Linked DNA regions of Homo sapiens: region 1 is linked to region 2. A link is a loop called in an ENCODE intact Hi-C map of the cell type or tissue named here. Cell type or tissue: endothelial cell of umbilical vein. All regions are shown on one strand. Links, peaks and the distances in the headings refer to the core of each region. The heading gives the core; the rest is flanking DNA. Region 1 overlaps SELENON (selenoprotein N). Region 2 has its middle 8.5 kb from the start of MAN1C1.

Region 1 (9,205 bases), core at 482-8,481, 200 kb after region 2:
CAGGCTTCTGGCTGTGACCAGGGGCATGGTGGGCTGCTTGCCCAGATGGGGACTGTAGGCGGGGAGGGAGTAGGGGATAGAGAATGAGGTCAGTCTGCACATGTTGAAGTTGAGGTCCCCAGGGGATGTTGGATGTCTGCTGCCCAGCAGCAGCCCCTTGGCAGTGCCCAACTCTAGAGCCTGGCAGCCACATGGCAAAAGAAACTTGGGAATGACCTTGAGGCTGGCACCTGTGGCGGAATTGCCACCTGGCCCAGCCCAGGGAAGCAGTGCTGGGGAGCCCCTTTCTTTTTTTTTTTTTTTTTTTTGGGACGGAGTCTCGCTCTGTCGCCCAGGCTGGAGTGCAGTGGCGCGATCTCTGCTCACTGCAAGCTCCGCCTCCCGGGTTCAAGCTATTCTCCTGCTTCAGCCTCCCGAGTAGCTGGGACTACAGGTGCCCACCACCACACCCGGCTAATTTCTTTGTATTTTTAGTAGAGACGGGGTTTCACCATGTTGACCAGGATGGTTTCAATCTCCTGACCTCGTGATCCACCTGCCTCGGCCTCCCGAATTATAGGCGTACAGGGATTATAGGGATTACAGGTGTGAGCCACCATGCCCGGCCGGGAGCCCCTTTCTTAACCTCATCGCTGCAGGTTCAGGGAGGGACAGAAATTCCAAGGAGGAGCTCACAGGGAAGGGCATTGCCCGTTTTGGGTCCTGTTTACTTGCCGTCTCCCACTATAAGCTCCAAGAAGACAGGGTGCACAGTGTACCCTGATAGAAACTTCCTATACAGTAGGTGCATAAAACATTTTGTGGAATGAACAAATGAATAAACGTGTTCTTCTCAGCCAAGGAGACAGTGCAGCAGATAGGCAGGAGTCCAGGAAGTGGTCAAAACCGGTCTGACCTTCCACAAAAGGAGATGGGGAACCCATCTCCATGGATTTGGCAGTGATGGGCTGGTCTGAGCAGATAAGTCCGCACAGACAACAAGAACTGGGGTGAGGCAGGAGCAGCACCCCTAGCCCTGGCCCCCGAGCAGAGCCCCAGCAAGCCCAGCACCCATCGCTGGCAGGTCCCCTGCAGGGGGTGGCAAGCCTACAAGCAGGACCCAGGAAGGCGGGCTCGGCCTGGCCCGGCACAGCCAGCTCTGCCTTGAGAACCGCCTGTTAAATCTGTCTCTGTGGGAGCTCCCTGCCTGCTTTCCTCCTACCTCCCACCAAGCCTGAGCTCCTGCTGCCAGGGAGGTGGCGACAGAAGAGGGAATCTGCTGTTCCCCAAATGCTGGCCGACGTGTAGACAGCTCTGTGGTCTCTGAGCGTCCTCTCCGAGCCATCAGCTTGTCAGACAGAGGCGAGGCAGGTCACCGATGAGGACTCGGGCTTAGGGAAGGCCTTTTGCCCAGGGTGGGGCAGGCTGTACTTAAGGCAGGGCCCTTCTGGGGGTGGCCTTCCTTCCCCTTCCCTGTGGTCTCATCCTGCTCTTGACCCTAGAGATTTCACCTCAAACATGATTGGCCACCACCCTCATCGGACTTAGCTCCAAACCGAAACCCTGAGCTGGCCAGTGGGACATTAGTCCCTGGGAGGAGACTTGGAGAGGAGACTGGGGAGGGAGAGTAGGGCTGCTGGAGGGCCAGGGAAGCCAGGCAGGGTGGTGGCACCCAAGGCTGGCCCATGGGCTTATGCATAGGATGGAGGTGGGACTATGTGAGGCACAGAGCCCCACCATCCCCATTCCAACCTTGCCCTCGAGCGAGCTGCTCTGGCCTGGGCTGCGCCTGGGTGGGCTGTGCCTGGGTGGGCTGTGCCTGGGTGGGCTGTGCCTGGGTGGGCTGTGCCTGGGTGGGCTGCAGAGGCACTGCAGCAGGGAGAGGAGCCTCTCTCTGGCGGGATATTGCTAAGCTTGTGGCCATCATAAGGGCAGGAACCTCCCTGGGGTCCATCTGCTCCCTTGGTGTGGGCTGGCTCGGGGCTTGAGGGAGACCTCCACCCACATGGTACAGGAGACCCCGGAGTCAGGTTCTCAGATTCCTGGAGCTTTGCTTTCCCCCGCCCCAGGTCTCCCGCCTCGCCCTGTCCGGCCTCCGAAACTGGACAGCCGCCGCCTCACCAAGTGCAGTGTTTGCCACCCGCCACTTCCAGCCCTTCCTTCCCCCGCCAGGCCAGGAGCTGGGTGAGCCCTGGTGGATCATCCCCAGTGAGCTGAGCATGTTCACTGGCTACCTGTCCAACAACCGCTTCTATCCACCGCCGCCCAAGGGCAAGGAGGTGAGGACAGCTGGGGTGCGACGTGGGGCCCCTCCGCCCGAGCCCAGGAGTGGCCACCCCTCTGTCTGCGCCTGGACCCCAGTGCCAGGCCTGCTCCACCTGCTCTCCTGCCTTCCTCTGGACCTGCCCCCTCCCCATGGGGCCCCTGGGCCGTCGGGTCTGGGCTGACCCCCACCCCAGCGGATCCAGGCCCAGCGGGACCCAGCAAGCCAGTACGTGCCTCCCGCCGCCCCCAGGTCATCATCCACCGGCTCCTGAGCATGTTCCACCCTCGGCCCTTTGTGAAGACCCGCTTTGCCCCTCAGGGAGCTGTGGCCTGCCTGACTGCCATCAGCGACTTCTACTACACTGTGATGTTCCGGTGAGTGGGCCACACTGGCTGGCCTGGAGCACCGGGGAGGCATGACGGTACAGCGCCCAGAGGGGAGGGCCCAGCTTGAGCCCCCCAGCTCCACCTCTCCTCCCACTGCCGTCTTGGGCAAGCAGCTTTGGCTCTCTGAGCCTCAGTTTTCTCACCTGTGGATCCGGGTGCTGATGACTTCCTCGTAAGGCACGTGAGGGTTCAGAAAGAAAAGTTGTGGAACTTGCTTGGCACGGGGCTGGTAGCCATGGTTGTGCCATCCACACAGAAGTGGGAAGGACACCCAGTCACACATGCCCTCCAGAAGCTGTGAAGGCTGGGGGAGGGGGTCCAGGCAGGGCTTCCAGAGGAGGGGCATGTGACCCGGGCCTCGAAGGATGAGCAGCATTTGGAGAGCCTCGCTGCTGCCCACTGGCCCATCCACCTCCACCCCCACACTCAGCCTCCTCTCCCTGATGATTCTGGCCAAGGCTTCCCGGGCTCCTGGGGAGAAGGTGGGCAGCTCTGGTGCAGCAGATCCCCTTCCCCACAGGATCCATGCCGAGTTCCAGCTCAGTGAGCCGCCCGACTTCCCCTTTTGGTTCTCCCCTGCTCAGTTCACCGGCCACATCATCCTCTCCAAAGACGCCACCCACGTCCGCGACTTCCGGCTCTTCGTGCCCAACCACAGGTGGGAGCTTGACCCTGGCCCAGCCTTGGCTCCCTCCTACAGCTTGTCCTGCTCCCCAGCTCCAGGAGCCTAGGGGCCTCTTCTGTCTCTGCCCCTTCCTTTGCTCCCCAGAGCCCATCTCATGGGGCTGACGTGGCAGGAGGCGGCATGAGGCAGGCAAGAGAATGAGCTGATCACCCACCAGCTCTTCCCAGGCACCCGTGGCCTGGCCCTCCACCTCTGTGCCTGGGACCCAGTGCAGCAGTCCGCAGACCCTTCCTGAAGCTGGGCCTCCCCGCCCTCATACTGCTGACAGGCCCCAGGCAGAGCTGTAACCGCAGCCTGTGCACGCCACCAAGAGGAAGGCCAGCAGCTAGGCAGGGACCCAGCTGTGGGGTCCAGGAAGGCTTCCCAGAAGAAAAAGGTCATCTCAGCAGAGATCAGGGCTCTGAGGGTTTTGCTGGGCAGAGGAACAGCACATCCAAAGGCCAAGGGCAGGCCCTCCACTGCTGCAGAGCCCCAGAGGGGCTTCCGGGACGGTGCTACACCAGCCACCTGCTTGCCTCACCTCCTCAGGGCTGGCCACCTGTCAGCAGAGTAGAGGACCCCGGAGGCCCTGGCTTCAAGTTTGTCCAGATTCCTAACTGATAGCAAGTGGCCACCGAGTGGGCCTGAGTGACCGCTCTACAGGGATGAGACCTGGCTGGGAGCCAGGAGGTCTGCAGTTAAGTCTCTGCTGTGGAACCCATTGGCTGTGTGGCTGTGGGCAAGGCCCTGGCCCTCTGTAGGCCTGTTTCCTCATCTGCCGGATGGGAGACTGACTCCTGGCCTACTTCACCCACAGGGCAGGCGTGAGAGGATGGTCGGGATAACATGGGAAGAGAAAATTGCCCCTAGGAGTGGGGGTGGCTTCCCTCCCTCCCCAGAGTGGGAAGGGCAGGGGCTTCCCGGTCAAAGGGAAAAGGAAGAGGAGGGCACAAGCCCTCCATCTGCTCACCTAGGGCTGGGCACACCTGCCTCCATCGCAGGGTTGTTGAGGAGGGGGCCTGGACTGTATGGGACAGGAGGAGAGAGGCAGTGGCCAGCTCCAGGACCAGCTGTTCCTGGGCTCATGTCTGAGGACCAGGCACCAGGGACTGCTGACCCCCGGGGGTTACCTAGCTCTGCCCTCTGTGCCCCCTGCTGCGGAGGTGGTGGTTTGCCAGTGCTGGGGCTCCCTCGTGCGGCGGATCTGCAGATTGCACTGCTCGGCTCAGATTTCCTGCTGCCCGCCAGAGGCCTGTGCAGGGACCACGGTGCTCGTTTTCATTCCTGCCCCACCCTGTGACCCGCCTTGAGGCACTGGCCATCTCTCTGCTTCAAAGGGTCCTGGAGAGTACACGGGCCATGGCTGTGCAGGCCCTTTGTGAATTGCGAGGGGCAGGGCTGGCGGATGGTGAAGTGGCTCCAGTGCCTTAGGAAGGGGCAGCCTGGTGGGGAAGAGGGCCAGGGCTCTGCAGCCAGAATCCCAGTGGCTCTGAGAGCAGGTGTTCACCTTGAGAAACCTCAGTGTCCTCATCTGGAAAGTGGAGACAGTTGCAGGTATTATGTGAGATAAAGTGTGACACAGATAATGGGCTTTGATGATGGTGTCACTCTGCCCTGGCCATCCCAGGTCTCTGAATGTGGACATGGAGTGGCTTTACGGGGCCAGTGAAAGCAGCAACATGGAGGTGGACATCGGCTACATACCCCAGGTGAGCGCACAGGAGGCTCCCATCCAGGTGGGCTCGGCTGCAGGGCCCCGCCCTCCCTCTGCAATGAGTGGAGCATTTTGGAGGGTCTCTAGGGGAGCCCCTGAGGATTCTTGCCCATCTCTGAGCCTTCCCCCTACCACTGACCTCTGGCCCAGATGGAGCTGGAGGCCACGGGCCCCTCTGTGCCCTCCGTGATCCTGGATGAGGATGGCAGCATGATCGACAGCCACCTGCCTTCAGGGGAGCCCCTGCAGTTTGTGTTTGAGGAGATCAAGTGGCAGCAGGAGCTGAGCTGGGAGGAGGCTGCCCGGCGCCTGGAGGTGGCCATGTACCCCTTCAAGAAGGTGAGGCTGGGCAGGGGTGAAGGCCAGGGTCAGGCTGCATGGGCAGAGGCTGGGAGCTGTGGAGCAGCAGCTGGGCACAGACGCTGGTATGTGTGCAGGGCTTGCTACTGAGGCTGTCTCACTGTTGGGCCCAGCTGTGCCAGCGGGGCCTCCCCGCTGCCATTCAGAACTTGGAGGAAGAGGCCAGGTGCAATGGCTCATGCCTATAATCCAAAACTTTGGGAGGCTGAGGCAGAGAATCACTTGTGGCCAGGAGTTCAAGAGCAATCTGGGCAACATAGCGAGACCCCATATCTACAAAAGAATTTTTTTAATTACCTGGGGGTGGTGGTAGCACGCACCTGTAGTACCAAAGCTTTGGGGAGGCTGAGGCAGGAGGACTGTTTGAGCCCAGGAGTTCAAGGCTGCAATGAGCTATGATTGCGCCACTGCACTCCAGCCTGGGCAACAGAGTGAGACTCCATCTCAAAATAAAAAATAAATGAAAATAATAATAATAAATAGAACTTGGAGGAGACATCCATCCCCTGGCTTAGTAGCACCCACTTCACACACATACAAACACACACACTAACATATATATACACACACACATACACACATATACAAACATACACAAACATATATACACATACAAATGTACATATACACAGACATACACACAAATATATATGCCTACACACAAACACACACACACACACACACACACACACACACACACACACACTTGCACACACTACAGACTCAGCCCGAGTGGGACCCTGGCCGCTTTGATGATGGCTTCGCTCTGTCTCGGTGTGGCCCCAGGTCTCCTACTTGCCGTTCACTGAGGCCTTCGACCGAGCCAAGGCTGAGAACAAGCTGGTGCACTCAATCCTGCTGTGGGGGGCCCTGGATGACCAGTCCTGCTGAGGTGAGGGGCCCGGCTGGATCTAAGGGGAGCAGTGGGAAAGTCCACACCTTGTGGGGTACCAGAGGCTCTGAGACCAATGGGACTCTTCTGTTGAGTTGTGAGGGCCTCAGGGACTGCCCATGGTAGGGGCGTGGGGTGAGGGCTTGGGGGTTTCTGTGCTGAGCCCAGAGGGAGCTACCAGATGCTGAAGAAAGGGCCCTGGCAGACTGGGTTCAAACTCAGCCATTGTCAGCTTGGTAACCTTGACCAAGTGTCTTCCCCTCTGTGAGCCTCAGTTTTCTCAATAGTAAGAGGGGATAACACACTTACCTCTCATAGCTGTGGACATGGAGGTGAAAGTGCCGCATACACTGTAAAGTGTTATATACGTGTAAGAGAAAAAATCGGGCCAGAGGCTGGGCTTGTGTTAATTGATTCAGGAAATTCACCAGAGGCCCCCTAGATGCAACGTCCTTTGGGTGTCTGGCAGTGGGCACAAAGATGAACAAAACAGTGCCCCACCCTCACCCCGTCAACCGTCAGTGCAGCAGTGGGCTGGGTGCTTGCGTCCCACAGTGAGGAAGGCAGAAGGGGTCCCTGCCCTCAAAGGGGGAGACACAGTGCAAAGGCAGACACCAAATGAGTCAGTACAAGCACGGTGAGTGTTCTACAGGGGACAGTCCAGAGTGGCACCAGAGTGTATAACTGGGGGTCAGGGAAGGCTTTGTGAAGACAGTGATATTTACGCTGAGACTTTGAAGGATGAGTAGGAGTTTCTCAAGTGACCGGATGGAGTGTTCCAGGTAGAGGAACAGCCTGTGTGAAGGCCCTGGGACACAGAGCGTTCATTGGATTTAAGAAGCTGTCACTGTCTGCAAGTCCCCAGGGCCAGGTAGAACCCCTAACCCTAATCTCAGCCCAGGATGCTGGTATATTATTGATGTTAATTCCAACTATCATTTATTCAGCACCTACTCTACCTCAGGCTCTTTGAATCTGTTATTTCACTTGGGTGCAGAGACTGTCCTGCAGCCCGTGAGGTCTCCCCAAAGCAAGATTGCACCCCAGCAAGATGTGGGGGCGCCTCACCCTTCTGTCTTCCTGAACAGGTTCAGGGCGGACTCTCCGGGAGACTGTCCTGGAAAGTTCGCCCATCCTCACCCTGCTCAACGAGAGCTTCATCAGCACCTGGTCCCTGGTGAAGGAGCTGGAGGAACTGCAGGTGAGCGGGCAGGTGGCAGGAACAGGAGCGTCCGGAACAGTGGTGGGGGCCGCGGCATCAGGAGTGTGCAACTGTCCCCACAGAACAACCAGGAGAACTCGTCCCACCAGAAGCTGGCTGGCCTGCACCTGGAGAAGTACAGCTTCCCCGTGGAGATGATGATCTGCCTGCCCAATGGCACCGTGGTAGGCACCCCCACTCAGACCCCACAGGGCCCAGGCACCTCGGGGCCCCGGGAGCAACCAGCAGGAGGCGTGGATGTGCAGACTTCATCAGGCTTCGGGACTGTCCCTGCCACTTCCTGGCTGCAAAGCCTCAAGCTGGTCTCTTACCCAGTCTAAGCCTCCGTTGTCCCCGTGTAGAAACAGGAATCGTGATGCAGGTGTTGGTCATCGGGGGCTGCGCAGCAGTGAGCATAGTCCTGAGGCAGAGTCAGCGCCTCCCTAGAAACACAGCCTGGAAGGGAAGGCTCACCTTGGACCATGGCGGCCAGTCCTGGGATGGAAGGGGAGGGAGGAGCCAGGCCTTGTGACAGAGACCAGGAGAGGGCCCTGAGCCAAGATTCAAGACCCCACCTCTCCCTAAGGGCCCCTTACCTAGCACTCAGCAAGTCTTCTCACTGGGGCCTCACAGCAGCTTTGGGAGATGGATGGTCATGAATACCCATTTTATAAACAAGGAGGCCCAGAAAGTTGAGAGACTGGACAAATGTTGCAGTCAATTAAGTGCAGCTGGCTTTGAACCGAGGCCTGCCCTTGAGCCTCAGATCTCCAGCTCTTCTGATCAAAGCGACCCCTCATCCTTTAAGTCCCAAGGCATGGTTAGTGTGGGACCCAGGGCTGTAGGAGGGGGCCGGCTTCCTCAGGATCTTAGGATGGGAGCAGTTCAGGAGCAGGGGCTGTCACGGGAGAGGTGTCCAGTGAGGGTTTGGTGTAAAGGAAAGGGCACCAGGCGGAAGGCATCTGCTGTCCCAGGCGCAAGGGTGATGAGATGGTGTCGGGGAACTGGATGAGGCTGGGCCTGGTTGGGAGAACCAGGCCTCCCATTCATATGAATGTTGATTGAATGCTGATTCATTCATTTGTTCATCTACTGGGCACCTACTGTGTGCCAGGCACAAAGATAAAGACACAGCCCCGTGCTGAAGGAGCTCAGTCTCTGGAGCGAGAGGCCAAAGGAGAGGCCCATTGAATGTGAGGCTGCAGTGAGAGAAGGGAGCACGGAGTTCAGGATGGGAGTCCGGGGTCACAGGAACAGAGGAGAGGGGTCATTTCGGGGGGCGGGGGCAGAGGGCTAGTAGAAGAGGTGATGTTGGAAGGTGTTGGGTTTTCACTTGGTAGGCAAGGCAGGGAGGAGCCCCCTCGTCAGACACAGGGTGATGAGATGGTGTCGGGTGCTGGCGAGGGCTTACGGCAGCACTGCCTGCCCACCATCCACCTCAGACAAGGACAGTCAAGGCCTGATAGCATCCCTGCTTCTCCCCATAGAAGAGAGGGCACAGGGAGCCTGGGGGCCCCCCTCCGCCCCACTTGCCTCACCCGGCCCTTCTCCCAGGTCCATCACATCAATGCCAACTACTTCTTGGACATCACCTCCGTGAAGCCCGAGGAAATCGAGAGCAATCTCTTCAGCTTCTCATCCACCTTTGAAGACCCGTCCACGGCCACCTACATGCAGTTCCTGAAGGAGGGACTCCGGCGTGGCCTGCCCCTCCTCCAGCCCTAGAGTGCCTGGACGGGATCT
Region 2 (9,205 bases), core at 431-8,430:
CCAAAGTGCCGAGATTGCAGCCTCTGCCTGGCCGCCACCCCGTCTGGGAAGTGAGGAGCGTCTCTGCCTGGCCGCCCATCGTCTGGGATGTGAGGAGCCCCTCTGCCTGGCTGCCCAGTCTGGAAAGTGAGGAGCGTCTCTGCCCGGCCGCCATCCCATCTAGGAAGTGAGGAGCGTCTCTGCCCGGCCGCCCATCGTCTGAGATGTGGGGAGTGCCTCTGCCCTGCCGCCCCGTTTGGGATGTGAGGAGCGTCTTTGCCCGGCCGCCCCGTCTGAGAACTGAGGAGCCCCTCCGCCCGGCAACCACCCCGTCTGGGAAGTGAGGAGTCCCTCTGCCCGGCAGCCGCCCCGTCTGGGAAGTGAGGAGCGTCTCCGCCCGGCAGCCACCCCGTCCGGGAGGGAGGTGGGGGGGGTCAGCCCCCGCCAGGCCAGCCGCCCCGTCCGGGAGGGAGGTGGGGGGGGTCAGCCCCCCGCCTGGCCAGCCGCCCCATCCGGGAGGTGAGGGGCGCCTCTGCCCGGCCACCCCTACTGGGAAGTGAGGAGCCCCTCTGCCCGGCCAGCCACCCCGTCCGGGAGGGAGGTGGGGGGGTCAGCCCCCCGCCCGGCCAGCCGCCCCGTCCGGGAGGGAGGTGGGGGGGTCAGCCCCCCGCCCGGACAGCCGCCCCGTCCGGGAGGGAGGTGGGGGGTTAGCCCCCTGCCCGGCCAGCCGCCCCGTCTGGGAGGTGAGGGGCACCTCTGCCCGGCCGCCCCTACTGGGAAGTGAGGAGCCCCTCTGCCCGGCCACCACCCCGTCTGGGAGGTGTACCCAACAGCTCATTGAGAACGGGCCATGATGACAATGGCGGTTTTGTGGAATAGAAAGGGGGGAAAGGTGGGGAAAAGATTGAGAAATCGGATGGTTGCCGTGTCTGTGTAGAAAGAGGTAGACATGGGAGACTTTTCATTTTGTTCTGTACTAAGAAAAATTCTTCTGTCTTGGGATCCTGTTGATCTGTGACTTTACCCCCAACCCTGTGCTCTCTGAAACATGTGCTGTGTCCACTCAGGTTTGAATGGATTAAGGGCGGTGCAAGATGTGCTTTGTTAAACAGGTGCTTGAAGGCAGCATGCTCCTTAAGAGTCATCACCACTCCCTAATCTCAAGTACCCAGGGACACAAGGCCGCAGGGTCCTCTGCCTAGGAAAACCAGAGACCTTTGTTCACTTGTTTATCTGCTGACCTTCCCTCCACTATTGTCCTGTGACCCTGCCAAAACCCCCTCTGCGAGAAACACCCAAGAATGATCAATTAAAAAATAATAATAAATAAATAATAAATAAATAAATAAATAAATAATCCTTTTTGCCTTCGAGTTTAGTGGAGCATCGGGAGAAGGCAGAGCTCTGTCTGTGTGCTCAGCCTAACTTCCTTAACAGAATTCACAGTCAGTCTAACTTAACCTCCACAACAACATCAAGGGGCCAAGAATGCACAATGGGGAAAAGATAGCCTCTCCAAGAAATGGTGTTGGGGAAACTGGATATCCACATGTGGAAGAATGAAATTGGACCCTTCTCTTACATCAAAATCAACTCAAAATTGATGAAAGACTTCAACACTAGAAGAAAACTACTAGAAGAAAACATAGGGGGAAAGCTCCGTGACAGTCTGGGTGATGGTTTTTTGGATATGATCCCAAAAGCATAGGCAACAAAAGCAAAAATAGACAAATGGGACTACATCAAACTAGATAGCTTTTGCACAGTAAAAGAAACAATCAACACAGTAAAGACAGAACCAATGGAATTGGAGAAATTATTCGCAAACTATGCATCTGATAAGGGGTTAACATCCAAAATATATAAGTGACTCAACTTAATAGCAAGGAAACAAATGACTCAATTAAAAAATGGGCAAAGGACTTGAATAGACATTTCTCAAAAAAAGACATATGAATGGACAACAGGTATATGAAAAAATGCATCACTGATCATCAGAGAAATGCAAATTAAAACCACAAGATATCACCTAATACCTGTTAGAATGGCTGTTATAAAAAAGACAGAAGATACCAAGTGTTGGCAAGGATGTGGAAAAAAGGAAACCTATACACTGTTGGTGGGAGTGTAAATTAGAATAGCCATTATGGGCTGGTCAGGAGTTTGAGACCAGCCTGGCCAATATGGTGAAACCCCCGTCTCTACTAAAAATACACAAATTAGGCAGGCATGGTAGTGCATGCCTGTAGTCCCAGCTACTCAGGAGGCTGAGGCAGGGGAATCGCTTGAACCTGGGAGGCAAAGGTTGTAGTGAGCTGAGATTGCACCTCTGCACTCCAGCCTGGGCAAGAGTGAGACTCTGACTTAAAAAAAAATAGCCATTAGGGAAAACAGTATGGAAGTTCCTCAAAAAACTAAAAATAGAACTACTATATGATCCCACAATCTCACTACTAGGTATGTATCCAAAGGAAATGAAATCAAGTCAGTCCAAGAGATATCTGTACTCCCATTTTGTTGCAGTATTATTCAAATAGCCAAGGATGCAGAATCAACCTAAGTGTCCATCAACAAATGAACGGATAAAGAAAATGAGCCTGGAGGACATTGTTAAGTGAAATAAGCCAGACACAGAAAGACAAATACTGTGTGATTTCACTGAAAACTGAAATCTAAAAAAGTCAAACTCATAGAAGCAGAAAGCAGCATGGTGGTTATCAGGGGCGAGGAGGGGAGAGGATTGGAAGATGTTGGTCAAAGAATACAAAATTTCACTTAGACAGGAAAAATAAGTTCAAGGATCGATTGTACAACCTGGTGTCTATAGTTAATAGCTATGTATTATATACTTGAAAACTGCTGAGAGGAGACTTTAAGTGTTCTCTCCATAAATAGGTGAGATAATGCATATATAAATTAGCTTGATTTAGCCATTCCACAATGTGCATAGATGTCAAAACATCGTGCTGTACACCATAAATGTATACAAGTTGTATTTGTCAATTTAAAAAATAAAAAAATGCCAAGGGGCCAGTATCATTATCCTCATTTTCCAAATAAGAAAACAGGCTCAGAGTGGATGTCTGAGGGCTTGAATGTGGCAGGACCCAGAACTGCTCACGGCCCCGTGACTCCAACACTCTTTGCACAGCTGTGCACAGCTCTCCTTGCAATGCCCAGAGAAGGTTATGCCCTCCACAGCTACAAAGATATTGGGTCTTCTGTGGCAAAACCCTGGTGACAGTGGATGCCCTGGGGTGACCACGCCGTCTTCCATCTGAATGTATCCTCCTACTGTCTGCTGTGTTAGAGATGAGGCATTATGAGAAGGAGAAACTATTTGTCAAATGTAATTAACAATTAGAAATGACCTAAATGTCTAACGGTAGCAGATTGGGTAAATAAATAATCATAGAGCCACATAAGAAGTACTATTTGGCTGTTCAGAACAATTAAGTAGAAGAGTATTTAATTTCATGGAAATGCTCCTGACATATTGGTACATTAGAAAAAGCAGACTGCCTAAGCAGTGAGCATGGTACAATTCCATTTTAACAACAACAACACACATATCATAACGAGTCAACATTTATATACCCATACTCATATTCATAGCAGCATATTCACAATAACGAAAACATAGAAGCAAACCAAGTGTGCATCGATGGATGAATGGACAGGGAAAATGTGGCAGATACACACGATGGAATATTATTCAGCCTTAAATGGGAAGAAAGTTCTGTCACATGCTACCAAATGGATGAACTGTGAGGACACTGCGCTAAGTGAAGTGAGACAGTCACAAAAAGACAAATACTGTATGATTCCACTTATATGAGGTGCTTAAAGTAGTCAAATTCATAGAAACAGAAAGTAGAATAGTGGTTACCAGGGGCTGGGCGATGGGAAGAATGCGGAGTTAGTGTTTAATGAGTACAGAGTTTCAGTTTTAGGGGATGATAAGTTGCTGGACAGCACAGCTGTCCATAGGAACCAGCCATAAGCCACTGGGGCTTGCAGTGCACTGGAAATGTGGCTCGCCTGAATTGCGATGGGCTATAAATGTAAAACCCACTGTAGATTGTAAGACTTGGTATGTAAAAAAGAATATAACTTTTCTCATGAAGGATTTTTTTTTTTTTGAGATGGAGTCTCGCTCTGTTGCCCAGGCTGGAGTGCAGTGGCATGATCTCAGCTCACTGCAACTTCCGCCTCCTGGGTTCAAGAGATTCTCCTGCCTCAGCCACCCGCATAGCTGGGACTACAGGTTTGTGCTACCAGGCCTGGCTAATTTTTGTATTTTTAGTAGAGATGGGGTTTCTCCATGTTGGCCAGGCTGGTCTCGAGCTCCTGACCTCAAGTGATCTACCTGCCTGGGCCTCCCAAAGTGCTGGGATTACAGGCATAAGCCACTGCGCCTGGCCTCACGAAGGATTTACCAAAAAAAAAAAAAAAAAAAGATTTGGCTGGACACAGTGGCACACGCCTGTAATCCCAGCACTTTGGGAGGCCGAGGCGGGTGGATTGTCTGAGCTCAGGAGTTTGAGACCAGCTTGGGCAATATGGTGAAACCCCATCTCTACTAAAATACAAAAAATTAGCCGGGCGTGGCAGCGTGCACCTGTAGTCCCAGCTACTCAGGAGGCTGAGGCAGGAGAATCGCTTGAACCCGGGAGGCGGAGGCTGCAGTGAGCCAAGATCGCACCACTGCACTCCAGCCTGGGTGAGAGTGAGACTCTGACTCCAAAAAAAAAAAAAAAAAAAAAAAAAAAAAAATGGAAATGATAATCTTTTGGATGTATGGGATTAAATAAAATATATTATTAAAATTAGTTTTACCTTAAAAAAAAACTTTTGAAAAGTTAAAAATTCAGTGGCTCCAAAACTCAGAAGTCTACACCACACACATTAATCTCTCATTTAAGCCCCATGCCGGTGCAGCCAGTGCGGATCCTCAGAAGGCTCTGCTGGTCACCGGGGCCCTGGCGGAGGGTGCAGCTGCCATCTCATCACTGTCAGTCGCCCTGCTAGTGGGACAGTCGCAGCTCTAGAGGATATGGCACCCTCAATTAAATGCTTGGGACTCGAAGTGACAGTTGTCATTTCTGCTCACAGCTTATTGGCCACAGCTAGTCACACGGCTCCACTCAACCACAAGGGGGCGGGGCAATCTCACCAAGTGCCCCAAAGGCAGCGATCTGGAACTATTTGGCGAACAGGGCAAAATGACTAGCTCCGTGCAGCTTTTTTATTTCTTTAAAATACATAGAATAGAATAATTTTTAAAACGTAGAACGGAATAAAATAAGAAATATAGTATGTTTAGAATTTTTAATTTAAAACTTTAAATATTAGGTTATGTTTAATTTTTTTTTATATCATGTGTGAGGTACAATAAATATTTGTGGAATGTTGACAGTTCTTTCTGAAAAGGGATCACAGCTATAATGAATATGACTTTTTGGCTTTATTACTAACAAAGTGCTTGCCCGGGGGTCATCTCATTTAAGGTATTATGGGCCTCTTTGCAGATGAAGAAACTGATCTAAGACAGATGAGTGACCTCCCCAGGTCACCCAATCAAGTGGCAGAAGTGGGACTTGGGAACAAGTAAGATAACCCATGAGACTTCTTCTTCAAACCCCAATATTTCTTCTCTTTCCTATATCAACCTCAAATCTTAAGCTTGCTATTCTTTACTTCGTTTAATAACACTAACATTTAACATACTGAGTACTATCATCACTGCTAAGGAAACTAATGCTCAGAGGAGGAGACTTGCCCAAGGTTACGTGTCCCTGAAGAGGCAAGACTTGGATTCGAATGTGGATTTATGAGAATCAAAGCTACAACCACAATGCCCTTCTGCCACTCTGGCTTATTGACCTGCTTCTAGAAAAAAACTTGAATGGCATAGGGGATAAGTTTTAAGGGGACTTCCCATGATTGTATGGTCCAGGTGGTGTTCACCCAGCAACACCTGCCTGATGCCTTCAGCCCTTCTTACCATCCTAACCCTAGAAGGGCAGATATTTTGACACCCTGCATAGAACCTGGAGCCTCAACTCATGGACATTTAAAAAACAGACACACACAAACAAAAACTCCTTGATATTAGCAAAGGTAACCAGGTGACGAAATTATGTCAGGGTTGCATTTTAAAGAGACTGTTTTATTTCTGGCTTTATGGTGCTTGATGTAAGCTTTTAGAAATGTATTTTTATGATAATCAAAGATATTTATTTTACATGCCCTTTAAAAAGTGCCAGGACTGTAAATAATAATAGCTAACATTTAGTTCCTACTATATGCCAGGCACACTGCTTAAACATTAAAATGGATTATTTCATTTTAGCCTCACAATGTCAGTGAGGTAAACATAACCCGGGACCATGGAAACAAGAAGAACCTTGATGCCTTCCTGTGCTTGTGGAAGCGGCATCAGCTGGGATTCTCAAGTACTGCTAGCCAGCGTCTGCTCTGCCTCCAGCTGCAAGTTACTTACAGGCTCTGATCCTTAAATTGCAACATTCCACCATTGGGCTGAATGATCTCGAAACTCCCGGAGAGGAGGGGCTTCTCTGAGCAGTGCTCAGCACAACAGGGCTTCCTAAACAGCCACTATTATCATCCAAACAGGGAACATGTCTTCTGAAATGAAAAGCGGTGTGTACAGTCTGACAAGTGAAAGTTCTCATAGGGCCATGGACAGAGTATTTGAGATTCTAGCATCTCTGGAAGCGTTGAGTTACAATATAGCAGTTTGGGTTGCTATCTTGCCTGCCACTAGGAAATGAGGCAGTGCTGATTCTTTTTGTCTTTTGTAACATTAGTTCATATTTATTGAGTGCTGCTGTGTGCCAGACACTATGCTATTTACAAAAATTAGCTCCTAAGTCCTCATATCCACCCTACTTCGTGGGTACTATGATCATCTTCATTTCACAGATGAGGAAACTCAGGCTTCAAAAAGTGGGCAATTTCCCAAGGTGTCACTGCTAGTAGGTGACTGAGTCCAGGCTTAGATCTGGCACTGTGGCTACAGGGTCCTCATTCTTACCACTCTGTGTTCCCTTCTCCAGCATACTAAGGACTTGGCTTTGGGAGTAGATCTGCTCACTCGAAGGAAGAGTAAACATTTGCCTCAAGCTCTTTACAGTCAGTGATCTTATCTAATCCTCACATCATCTTTCTGAGGTGAGTATCACTATTAATCCCTTTTGACAGATGGAGAAATTGAGGCTCAGAGAGGTCAGACAAGTTGCCCAAGATCAACCAGCCAAATGTGTGGTAAAACCAGGATTTCAGACCCGAACCTGTCTGACCTCAGCCTTGGCTCTGAGCCAGGGTTTCTTACCCTTTGCACCATTGATATTTGGGGCCCGATAATTCTTTGTTGTAGGGGACTGTGCTGTGCATTGCAGTATGTGCAGTAGCATCTCTGACCTCCACCCACTAGATGCCAGTAGCACTCTGCCCCCAGTTACAACAATCTAAATTATCTCCAGAAATCACCAAATATTCCCTAAGGGCAAAACTGCCCCCAGTGGACAACCCCTGCTCCCCTGCTCTAACCACTAAGCACCCAGTGCTAGGACCCATGGCAAAGCCCCAGCTGACTGCTGCTTCTGCTGCAGGACCGGGGTCTCGGGTAAGAAGAGTTAAAATAAAACCTTTACGCTGTCATTTTAAAAGCCTCATGCCAGGTGTTCCTGGCTCTATGACCCTGAAATTGACCACCACTGCACAGTGAGGTATTGACTGGGTCCCACAGCCTGCTGGGGTGAGCCCAGGATGGCTGGAGGGCCTTTTGTCTCTCAAGACTAACTTGGTGTGCTCTCGGGGGTGGAGCCCCTCCCACAGTCATCAGTGTCTCTTCTGCCCAGTGCCAAATTTGTCTGGTGGCTATTAAGGAAGCTGCCTGATGATTATCCGTTGGCTCAAGCTTGGCTTTATCTCTAGTCTTCGATTCTAAATGAGACTAATGACCATTTGAGATTCAGATTCTGCACCAACTGCCCAGCTGCCTCCTCAGTGAAGGAGCTGAAGGGGAATCCCTTACAGCCTGGTTCACTGCTCCCATCTCAGCAAATACCCCCACCAGGCAATAAGAGACCCTGGAGATACCTCCCTCTCCATCACTGCCCAAGTTCAAGCCATCACCTGATCCTGTCAATTTTGGCTTCTAAATATGGTTTGAATCCTGTGGTGCTATCCATCTCCCACTCCCCAAATAGTCTAGCACAGACTATTGCAATATCCTCTGAAAGGTACCCCCTTCATTCACCCCTGTCTTCCATTTTGTCTTCCACACTGTAGCTAGAGTAACCTTTAAAAGTGTTCATCTGAACCTACCCACCCACCTCCCCCTACACTTTCCCACTCCTACCCTAATTCATCCGGTGTCACTTCTTGTCTTTCTCCATCACTTTCTCTACTCCAGACCTACTGATTTCTATTCTCAAAAGCACCATGTTCCCTCCAACCCAGGCACTTTGCCTGTGCTGCCCCCTCAGCCTGGGCATTCTCACTCTCCTTCTGCTAGGTAACTGCACTCATCCTCAGGGGGAGCCTCCCCTGGCCCACCCAGTGAAGCCTGGGTCCAGGTCCACTGTTGCCTGCTCTTAGGGCAATGTTTCACTCTCCTTCCTCTCTCTGATCTTAGCTCATACTCCTTTGGAAGTTATTTGTTTAAACTCATCTTCCCCATGAGACTGTAGGCTTCATGATAGGAGAAATGTGTCTGTTTTTCCTCACCACTGTATCCCTAAAGCTTAGTGTATTGCCTTGGGTTGGGTATATACATCAGGCACCTTGTACCTGCTTGTTGAATGACTGAATGAACTTATATAATCCTCCCAATGAGCCTGTGATGATCTTGCCTGAGGCCAGTGCTCTTTCCTTGCTCTCACTACGTATAGAACCTGCTCTCACAGCATTACAAGACGGAGACAGTAGACTCTGACAGGCATAGAGGGCTCTGGATCCTGATTGTCTGGGCTCAAATCTCTCTTCTGCCACTTCCTAGCTGTGTGACTTTGGGTAAGTTCCTTAACATCTCTGTGCTTAATGGTACCCCTCACATGGGGTGTTGTAAGGATCAAATAAGTTAGTCTTTTTTTTTTTTTTTTTTTTTTAGACACAGCCTCACTGTATCACCAAGGCTAGAGAGCAGTGGCGTGATCTTGGCTCCCTGTAGCCTCTACCTCCCAGGTTCAAGTGATTC

Evidence for each region. Hi-C counts contacts between places; a loop is a spot of excess contacts. Peaks named below come from ENCODE experiments on the same cell type or tissue, not always from the same donor. Only the 100,000 strongest peaks of a DNase experiment are listed, where the experiment ranks them.
Region 1: a loop joins it to region 2, with 13 times the contacts of the local background. A loop is called at or near these places in 33 of 110 quality-filtered maps.

The regions. Positions count from the first base shown.
Region 1 is chr1:25,806,532-25,815,736 of GRCh38, forward strand. It overlaps SELENON (selenoprotein N), which reads left to right. Exons shown (of 12, transcript NM_206926.2): 4 at 2,049-2,258; 5 at 2,495-2,619; 6 at 3,152-3,289; 7 at 4,923-5,004; 8 at 5,160-5,348; 9 at 6,156-6,261; 10 at 7,350-7,462; 11 at 7,546-7,647; 12 at 9,017-9,205. The coding sequence ends at 9,187. Among named protein-coding and RNA genes, the nearest start is that of MTFR1L, 8.8 kb to the right of the region's middle. RefSeq lists an enhancer at 4,096-4,970. In endothelial cell of umbilical vein, for the core only: a CTCF peak has its summit at 4,502; a DNase peak (open chromatin) is centred at 4,520.
Region 2 is chr1:25,603,644-25,612,848 of GRCh38, forward strand. No RefSeq gene overlaps it. Among named protein-coding and RNA genes, the nearest start is that of MAN1C1, 8.5 kb to the right of the region's middle. In endothelial cell of umbilical vein, for the core only: a CTCF peak has its summit at 5,114 (motif pointing right); a DNase peak (open chromatin) is centred at 5,138; H3K27me3 peaks cover 2,580 bases.